2 separate regions of the Homo sapiens genome follow, and region 2 is linked to region 1. Evidence: chromatin loops called from intact Hi-C (ENCODE). Cell type or tissue: transverse colon. All regions are shown on one strand. Each heading gives the region's core, and the rest is flanking DNA. Links, peaks and the distances in the headings are about the cores only.

What was found. Hi-C counts contacts between places; a loop is a spot of excess contacts. Peaks named below come from ENCODE experiments on the same cell type or tissue, not always from the same donor. Only the 100,000 strongest peaks of a DNase experiment are listed, where the experiment ranks them.
Region 2: it touches region 1 in a loop (22-fold over the local background); 1 of 110 quality-filtered maps calls a loop at or near these places.

The regions. Positions count from the first base shown.
Region 1 is chr3:29,451,372-29,455,772 of GRCh38, forward strand. All of the region lies in intron 2 of RBMS3 (RNA binding motif single stranded interacting protein 3), which reads left to right. Among named protein-coding and RNA genes, the nearest start is that of RBMS3, 170 kb to the left of the region's middle. In transverse colon, for the core only: no CTCF peak of the experiment used is centred there; a DNase peak (open chromatin) is centred at 2,020.
Region 2 is chr3:31,245,070-31,249,470 of GRCh38, forward strand. No RefSeq gene overlaps it. Among named protein-coding and RNA genes, the nearest start is that of MIR466, 85 kb to the left of the region's middle. RefSeq lists an enhancer at 472-541. In transverse colon, for the core only: no CTCF peak of the experiment used is centred there; no DNase peak of the experiment used is centred there.

The sequences.
Region 1 (4,401 bases), core at 283-4,282:
CAAGAATTAGTGCTAACTCCCCCCTTTCTAGGCTTTTTAAAATAAAGATAGTAAAGGTAAAATTTGGGGACATCAGGAAATGGTCCACAGAAAAAAGACCACTCAACCAGCATCTTAGTGTCTCCCTAATATATAATTAAGCAAAATTCAATATTACCTACAATATCCTCAGCTTTCCCTTCTACTTATGAGGATTTTGTGGTTTTTGTTTTTTTCAGATATTTAAGTAGATCAGGATCCTTTACTTTTTGAGAGGGCAGGCATGGCAGGTTTTGCACAAAACCACTGGGGAAGGAAGGATGCTGTCACTTTTTTTCATCTTGGATCAGAACTGATTGGCAGTGTGCTTATTCATTTATGCCTACAGTGCTTCATTTGAGATGGGCTAATGGACAGGTACCTGGATATTCTTTGCTAGCCAGCTTAGATAGTAAATATGCAACTGTTTTTCAAGAAAGTTTCCAAGCATACCACGTTCATGTTGTTGCAGCATATCCTGTGTGAATCGTGTGAACAAATCATGGTGTAACCCACCTTAAATTCAATAACACAATTTGCTAATCCCCTTTGTTTCCCCTGAAAAGAGGAGGAAAAATCAAAGTTGCATAGTGAGTGTTATGAGGGATATTTTGCATGAACAAACACAAATTAGGCCATGGACTTTCAGAGCAGTTGTTTTCTGGATCTAGATGTGTCCATTATGCTTGAAGGATGTCAAGTTATACATTTAGGCATGACGTCAGATAACAGGGATTTTCCTGTGTAAGAAGCTCGTAGTCTCTGGCTGTGATATGTACAATATATGGCTCCCTCTCAATAGGAAATGTCCCTCCCAGTTGATTCTCAGCTTATTTAACTCTCTGTTGTACCTCCTATTTTCAACAATCCTCAGGGTGTGTGGACGAGTTTTAAACAGAGCATAGATATACAGTCTTGCCATCTGGATCAATGGAAGCAAAAATGAGAAAACCCATGGCTTATTACCTGCCTCCTTTTTTTGGAGGCTTTGACCTGGTTCTATTTAAGAGCATTCTCATATATTTTACTCTGTGATCTAGAATCAACAAATTTCTGCAAAATCTATACCAAAAGCAAGGTTTCTTGAAATAATTGGGAAAAAAAGAGAGATTTAGGATTTCAAATGTCAATAATTACATTATTCTGACACCTAGAATGCCCGTAAGCCAACTTCAAGTGTTGTTTGGTATATTTTGCGAAAAGAATTGAAACCAGTCCAGGAAAGCTGGAGATAAGAAAGAGTTTCAGCTGTTGAGCCACAGGAATCAGTTATTATTAATGTCCCATCAAATTATTTGACATTTATTTGCTTGATTTTATGTAGGGGACCTAGGTTATAGTTTATGAAAACAGGTAAAAACTTGCAATAAAATGGAAAGAAACATACATTGTCACTATCCTTCCTGAGTAGCTCAAACCAGGAATTTTATAATAAACAGAATAAGTTAAGGTAAAGCTGGGTCCTCAACAAGGGTTCTAAGAGGTCACTAAAATTGCATGCAAAATTTTGAAAGTATGCTTGAATATACATTTTTCAGGGTCAAGTTTACATAGCCTGAAAATGTTTTAAAAATTGGTGTAAATTTTAATGCATTCTGGACGTATAGAACCTAATACTTGTAATCTTGCTATTAATATGTTGATACATTGGAGAAAATCTACATATTCACAGAGTTTACACTGAAAGCTCTTTGAATCCCCGCTGCTTCCCTTGCTTGCTAAGACAGAAGCCTCAGGGACAAGGGCAGCTGCTTCCAGGATGTGAAATTTAGCTAATCTCAAATGTTTGACTTTGAACTCATTTGGAAGATATGTTTTAGTATGTAGCATTTGCTTTTCAGCCATTTTCTCTGGAATGCTTTTACTCCACTTAGGTAAAGAAAACTGGGACTTAGGGCTTCCACAGGAAGTAGATACCACTGGATTGGATTTTAGACAAGGAAGTGTTCTGTGTCTCTGGTTTGGCACAGCCTGGTGAAAATTGTTGAACTGCAGCATTTCAGACCTGGTGCCAGCCTAATGGCTACATGCCAAGATTACTATTTGGCGACAAGCAGCCAGACAAGCAGCTGGTTATTGCAGCGAATCCGAGCAGTGTGCCTGAGGCCATGTCTCTGTTGCCAGATCCCCCAACCCAGTTAGTAACCAAACCCTTGAGGCTTTCTCTGGGTTTGTTCTCTTCCAGCCTCATGGTGGGCTTTGGCCTGGCAAGGGTCGTCTCCAGCAGGTTGTCCTGCATGCGTCCTGAGCTGTGGTGTCTGGCTGGAATTAGGATGCTTATAGACCACGTAAAGTTAAGAGATTTCTTGGCAGCTGTGGCTGACACTGTGGGGGCACTGGCCAGAGCATGCTTGCACTAGAGGCTGGCTGGAAGAGGGCAGAATCAATATGAGCTGCTGGCATTCCACGCTAGCCAGGGGTGATGAAGTGACAGCCTGCTGGCATCTCCCTTTGGCCCTGCTGGCATCTATTTTGCACTGTTCTTTGTGAAAAGTGCTAAGACTGAGGGACCTGGTGAGCAAACTTGTCAGAGGAAATGAACTGGAGGAGGTGAGGGAAGAGAAACTGGCCCACAAGATAGAGCCACAACCAGTGACTGTAATGATAGTAGCAATAGGTGATCACAGTCTTAAGTAAATTTTCTCTGTATTTCCAAAGTGGAAAAAAAATTTCTTCCCTAGGCATTTCAACTCCCTTTTTCTGCCAGAACTTCTGGACCTTGAGAATAGTTTGATGTTAAGCTTTTGGAAGGGAGAAAGTATAGCTTTCCAGGAGGCCCCAGCTCCCTGTAGGTATTCCCCTCCTGGGATCTGGCACCATCTGTAAGTTTGCTGCAGCTGCTGATGAATTTAAACTGAGTTAGCAGGAGTTGGGCACAGCATATTTAGAAAGCACTCATCCCTCTTCTTTTGTTGGGGTGGGAGTGAGGAGAAGGGACTCTGGCAAGATTAGTTTCCCTCTGTTCACTCACAGACACCGTAATACTGTTTGCAGCACTGTGTCCTCCATGTTGATTCCTGGGTAATTCTCAACATCTTTGAAAGGATCTGGTAATTTCTCCCAGGGAAAGTTGAAGTATACTACAATGGTGGATCTATTAAAAATATTGGCATGGAAGAACAAGAGCTCTATTGTCTCTAATCCGCGTCACCACCCAGGACAAGCACCAACAGGACGCTTTCTATGAATCGTGTCTTTTATTCCACATATGTAATCACTTTCTGGAACTAAGTTTATGACTAGAATATCCAGCACTTAACATAAATGAAGTAAGTAGAATGAGAGTATAGTTTCAATGGTATTCTGCCATGGTAAAAATTTTCTGTTGCCTTTTCTTTGATTCGATACAGTGATAACTCTTTTACTTATTTGAACATTTATCCAAGAAACCTTAATGTTGTAGCCCAACATATAAAACAACCCTCAGGGCTATCTAGGTCACAGACAAAGCAGAGTCACATACATAGTTTCAGGAAAAATTCTATTAGTAGTTTAATGAATACTTCATTTCCAAATAATTTTATAATATTAGATCTGAGTGTTTTTTAAAATGTAGCTATGCATTTCAACGTCAAAATAGCACATTGGTATTTGGCATTTTTGTTCATGAAGTCATAGTTGAATAATTTGTGTTTGAGCCTCTATTTACTCCATCTCCCTCCCTATCTATCTGTTGAACACTCACTCATACCTAAGAAACTCACATGCATTTCATAATGCACTCTACATTTTGTCTCCAATTTTTGCAGGATCGTTCGCCACAACATACATGTATGTTCCCGTTTCACTTTGCCTATATCTCGATCATCACAGTTTTCACCCTGTGTTCTAGTTCTTTAATACATTTTCATCTCTTCTGTTAGCCTGAGGATTCTGAAAGCAGGAATTGTCTTATCCTTTATTGTATACATTATGATTTTAGGGAAATTAAATTGTATAGTAAATAAAAATTAACACCATTTACAGCAAGTACATTTAAAGTTTGAAATACAGAGGTAGAGTCGATTCTTGTTATTCACAGAATGTTTTTCTATGAAGTCACCGCAAACACTGGATTATCAAATATTGAACCAGAGCTCCTGTGGAAAGTGTAGGGTAAGATTCCCACAAGCCTCTGATCACAACTTTCTCATCAACCAGTTAATGTGTAACTGTTTTGCATGTTTCTGTTTAAAGACACCTACTTAATAGATATTGTTAATTCATTGACATTTGTCAATCAAATCAAAATTAAGTTTATAATTTACAAACTCAAGGCCAAAGCACTGTAACTGATACCTGAACAAAGCTTATCTAATACACATACTTTCTCAGGAAGGTGCATCCTAGCTTCCTGGCACTTAGGAACACACTAGAGAGCACTTTACCACTACACGTGGGGAC
Region 2 (4,401 bases), core at 93-4,092, 1.8 Mb after region 1:
TGTGGCCTTGTCCAGACAATTAGATTCACCTGACTGATCTCTATTTCTCTCGTCCTCCATCATCTTAGCTTGGTCTCAGAGTGGTAGCAGGGATACAAAGTTACTGGGTAGAGGAGGTAGATATGAGGAGGCTAATAAGGAGGACCATCAAAGCAATAATTCTCCTTGTGAATGCCCTCCAGCTATAGACCACCAGGAACACATCTAAAAATGTTGGGTTTATTACTCATTTCAGTGAGGGAGAATTCACACCGTGGGAAACCTTGAGTCTTGTTAGTGAGAGGGCATTACAAAGCATTTGTAGGATTTGTGTTTTGTGTTAAGTGATTTTAGTGTGTAGGGCTTTGGTTTGGATTGGCTGATGTCCAGAAGCAGGGGTATCTTATGAATGGGTATCTTAATAAATCTTATCTATCTAGAATGTGGGAAGACCAGAAAAGATTAACGCTGTACTTGGTAAAGAAGCAGCAATCCCTTGTATTAGCCATGAGAGGGGGATGGTTGGTCACTTCTGTGGCTTGTACAATGTACATGTTTTGTTGTGTTCAGACATGGTCATGAAGTGGTCTTGTCTTTGTCATGCTCCACCATCATCACAGAGTAGCCTGGTCTGACACTGATGCTCTGTGAAGTTATTTTCAACAGGAGAGCACTAAAGTCTAGCTGTGATGCCAGCCGGCTCCAAGAGGTCAGGCTGCTTTTCTTCTCATGTCACACACACACTCCCAGTTGGTTACCCTGGCAATTTTACTTAATGCTTTCATTCATCATAGCAAGAGGTGATTCAAAATAAATGAACTTGATTTTTTTTTTAAAAAAAAAAAAGCTTTGGTATAAAAGCACCAACAGTAAACACAGAACCCAGTTAAACACAGAGCTATATCTAAATGAATATTATAAATATGGTTATAATATATCAAAAGCGATCATGAAATGAGACATATAAGCCATATAATAATAGTTTAATAATAAGAATTTAGGTATAACCCCCAAATTATATTAACAAGAGTAAAGAATGAAAAATGGAGAGTAGGAGAAAGTTGAAATGTAGAGCATTTCTCATTTTAGAGAATGGGAGGTCAAAAGACAATGGTTCTTTTTCTTTTTTTTTTTTCCTCTATCAAGTTTGGAGAAATAAAGGTGCCATACGTTTTTGAAAAACTTAATGAAAACTACTTGTAGTGCTAATAAACAGAATGTGTACCTTCCAAATGATTACAGAAAATAAAAGCCACCCCTAAAAAATTGTAGCATCAGACAGAAAACAAAGAAACTAATCAAAAGCATTTTTTAAGCATAAAACAAAATGGCTGAAATAAGACCAAAAGTCTTACTCATTCATTTGTCTTCCCTCCTTTTCTTACCCCTGCTCTTGCCTTAGACCAGGCCCTGATCTGCTCTCTGTCTTCTAAAATACAGCATACAGCCTCCTAATCAGCCTCTCTCCCTCAGATCAGATCTTTGCAGAGCAGAGGCTGCACTCATGCTATCATTTGTAGAGTGGGGACATTGGCAAACTGTTGATTACAGGTGTGCAATGAGGAGAGAACAGAGATTAAGACAAGCATGTGAAGCTTTTGTAGCAATTTGACAAGCTATTTTGTGTCTGTTGAAACTAATAATTAATAATTGGTGCTTGCATTTTGTACCTTTTTATTACATTTTTCTAGTAACTCATTTTTTATTATAGTTTCTAAAAATATCAGTCTGTAATATATGAGAAAAGGCAGAAAACAGCTGGTCCTTCACCACGGATGGTTTGAGAAGCCCAGAGCATATCTAAGTGAATTCCATGGAATCTGTCACTTCTCTGCCCACAAACATTCAGTGGCTCCCTCCTGTTCCTAACAATGATTCTTCTTTTCCTGCCTCCACACTATTCCTATGGGCAACATTGCCTATCAGTCATGCCTCTTATTATACAGGGATTCTCAAAGGGAGAGGGCAGAGACGAAAATCTCAAACCTGGAAGGAAAGCAGTAGGAATGTGCACTTTGAAACATAAAACCCTAAAGATTTGGATACATCTGCAGTGTGTGTGTCCCCTTCCCTTCCTCCTCCGCTACCCTCAGGCCACACCTCCAGGCCCTCCCCAACAGCACCCCCAGAACTCAGGAGCTCAGAGATTGCACCCTGGACACACCCCGCAGTCCCCTGCCTGCCCCTTTTCTCTTCTTCCAAGACTGTCACCTCTCCCCTCCACCACACTCTGCTCCTTCTTGAAGCCCCAACTCAAAAGTCATGCTTTCCTGTTCCCTCCTTCCCAACCCCTCCCAGGCAAATTTTCTTGCTCCTTTGAGGCAAAAGCTCCATACACATACCTAACTTTGACACTGAGGCTTCAATTTTAGGGGTTTTCCTAAGGACAAAATTAGGGTTTATGTACAAATTTATCTATAAAATTATTAAATTCAGAGTAGTACAGGATTGGTTAAATAACTAACTTCTGTCCATACAATAGAATAATACACAGCTACTAAAAATTTTGAAGAAGAATGCATGTAACATGGAAATATGTTTGCAATGATCTGTTAAGTAAACAAGTAGATTATAAAATAAAATGTGTAGGTACATATATGGGAAATGTTTAAATGTTATTTAAATATAGTGATAAATATAAGCATAATATAGATCTAGTTACAGATAAAGACACACACACAGACAAAGGGACAGGCACAAATGTAGGCCAAGATACAAAGATGCATACAGATGCAGATACAGACCAAATGTGAAGAAGTGTTATTTCTGTGTTATGGGATTATAAGTAGTTCCGGTTTTTCTCTTTTTTCCTATCTGTATGTTCTACCAGAAATGTTGATTATTTTTTGCAATAAGAAAAAAAAAGTTAAAGAATTAATTGTTGCCCATGCAGGTTGCCATGGAGCTCTGCACAGTCTTGGAGGAAAGCACTTCCCCTTGTACCTTTGGTTGTTTACTTTGCCAGCTCCCACTGGATGTGGTCCCAGGAGGTAGAATCACCTGGCAAACACAGCATCCCAACACTGAACAGTCTCCAATGACACATTTGCAGAACTAAACTGAATGTGTTGAATTGCCCGAAGACAAACACTGAACAGTCAGGCATCCATGCCATTTCCCAGGAAACCAAAAATTGAATTGATCAAAATGACCAGGGCAGCTGGACTCATGAAACATGAGTCTTTAGTACTCACCTGTCTGGATGAAGTGTGAGTTGAACTTGGTCAAGGGAAACGTGAAAAAACCCTATTGGAAGTGCCCGTTAACCTTAATGGACACTGCATTAAGCAGCCCTCCCCAGCTGTGTTTGTGGAAGAAGCCTGGGCTGTGATGACTCATCCAGTGGGTATTGATTCTTTTCAGGTAGTTCAGAGGGAAAGTTTTTCGTGAAACTGCCTGGGAAATGGGGCAAGTCCCCAGAATGAGCATATTAGCAGATATGATTTTTCACTTAGTTTCTGTGTGTTTGTGTCTCTGTATAATAATAATGCTCTCTGAAACGTATAGACTGGCTTTCCCCTGAAGAGGATACAGTTCTTTCACACATATTGAGCCCAATTTTCCCATTTCTCAAGTTTCTCTCAAAGAGTGTGAGTACTTCAAGACACATTAGCTCTGCAAAGCGTCTGGACTTTTATTTACTGACAGACGGCTACTGCTGAAGGAATCAAGGCAGCTTAACGCCATCTGACTGTGTTGGCTTCCAGACACTCACAGCCTCCCAGGGCCTCTCATTCATCCTTATACATCATGTGTGAAAGAGCTAGCGGCAGGTAGAGCATCACACAATTATAGAGACAGAGGCACTGTGCATTGCCTAGCACTGTAAACCTATTCTAGTGAGTTGAATGGTGGCCTCCAAAAGGTATGTCCGTCCAGAGCCTCAGAACGTGTCCCTTATTTGGAACAAAGGTCTTCACATATGTGATTTGGGTAAGCATCTGAAGATGAGATCATCCTTGACTAGGGTGGACTCTAAATCCAATGGCCTGTCCTTATAGGATAAGAGAGGGAGAAATTAACACAGAAACACACTGAGAAGAAGGCCATGTGAAGACAGAAGCAGAGATTGGAGTGATGCTGCTATAAGCCAAGGACCTCCAGGAATCACCGGAAGCTGGAAGAGGCCAGGAAAGATTCCTAGAGCCCTTGGAAAGAGCACAACCCCATCTGACAATTTGACTCTGGCCTCTAAAACTGTAAGCAAACAACCTTCTGTTGTCTTCCGCCACCAAGTTCGTGGTTAATTTGTTGCAGCAAACCCAGGAAACTAATATATTAATAAAATCATGATTCTAGAGTATACTAAACAGATTGAAGAAATCACATGAGCTCATGGAACTATATGTGTGTTCACAAGCTTGCAAGCTTAGGCTTAATTTTTCAGCCCTGACTTTTTAAACATATACTCTCCCTCACTTG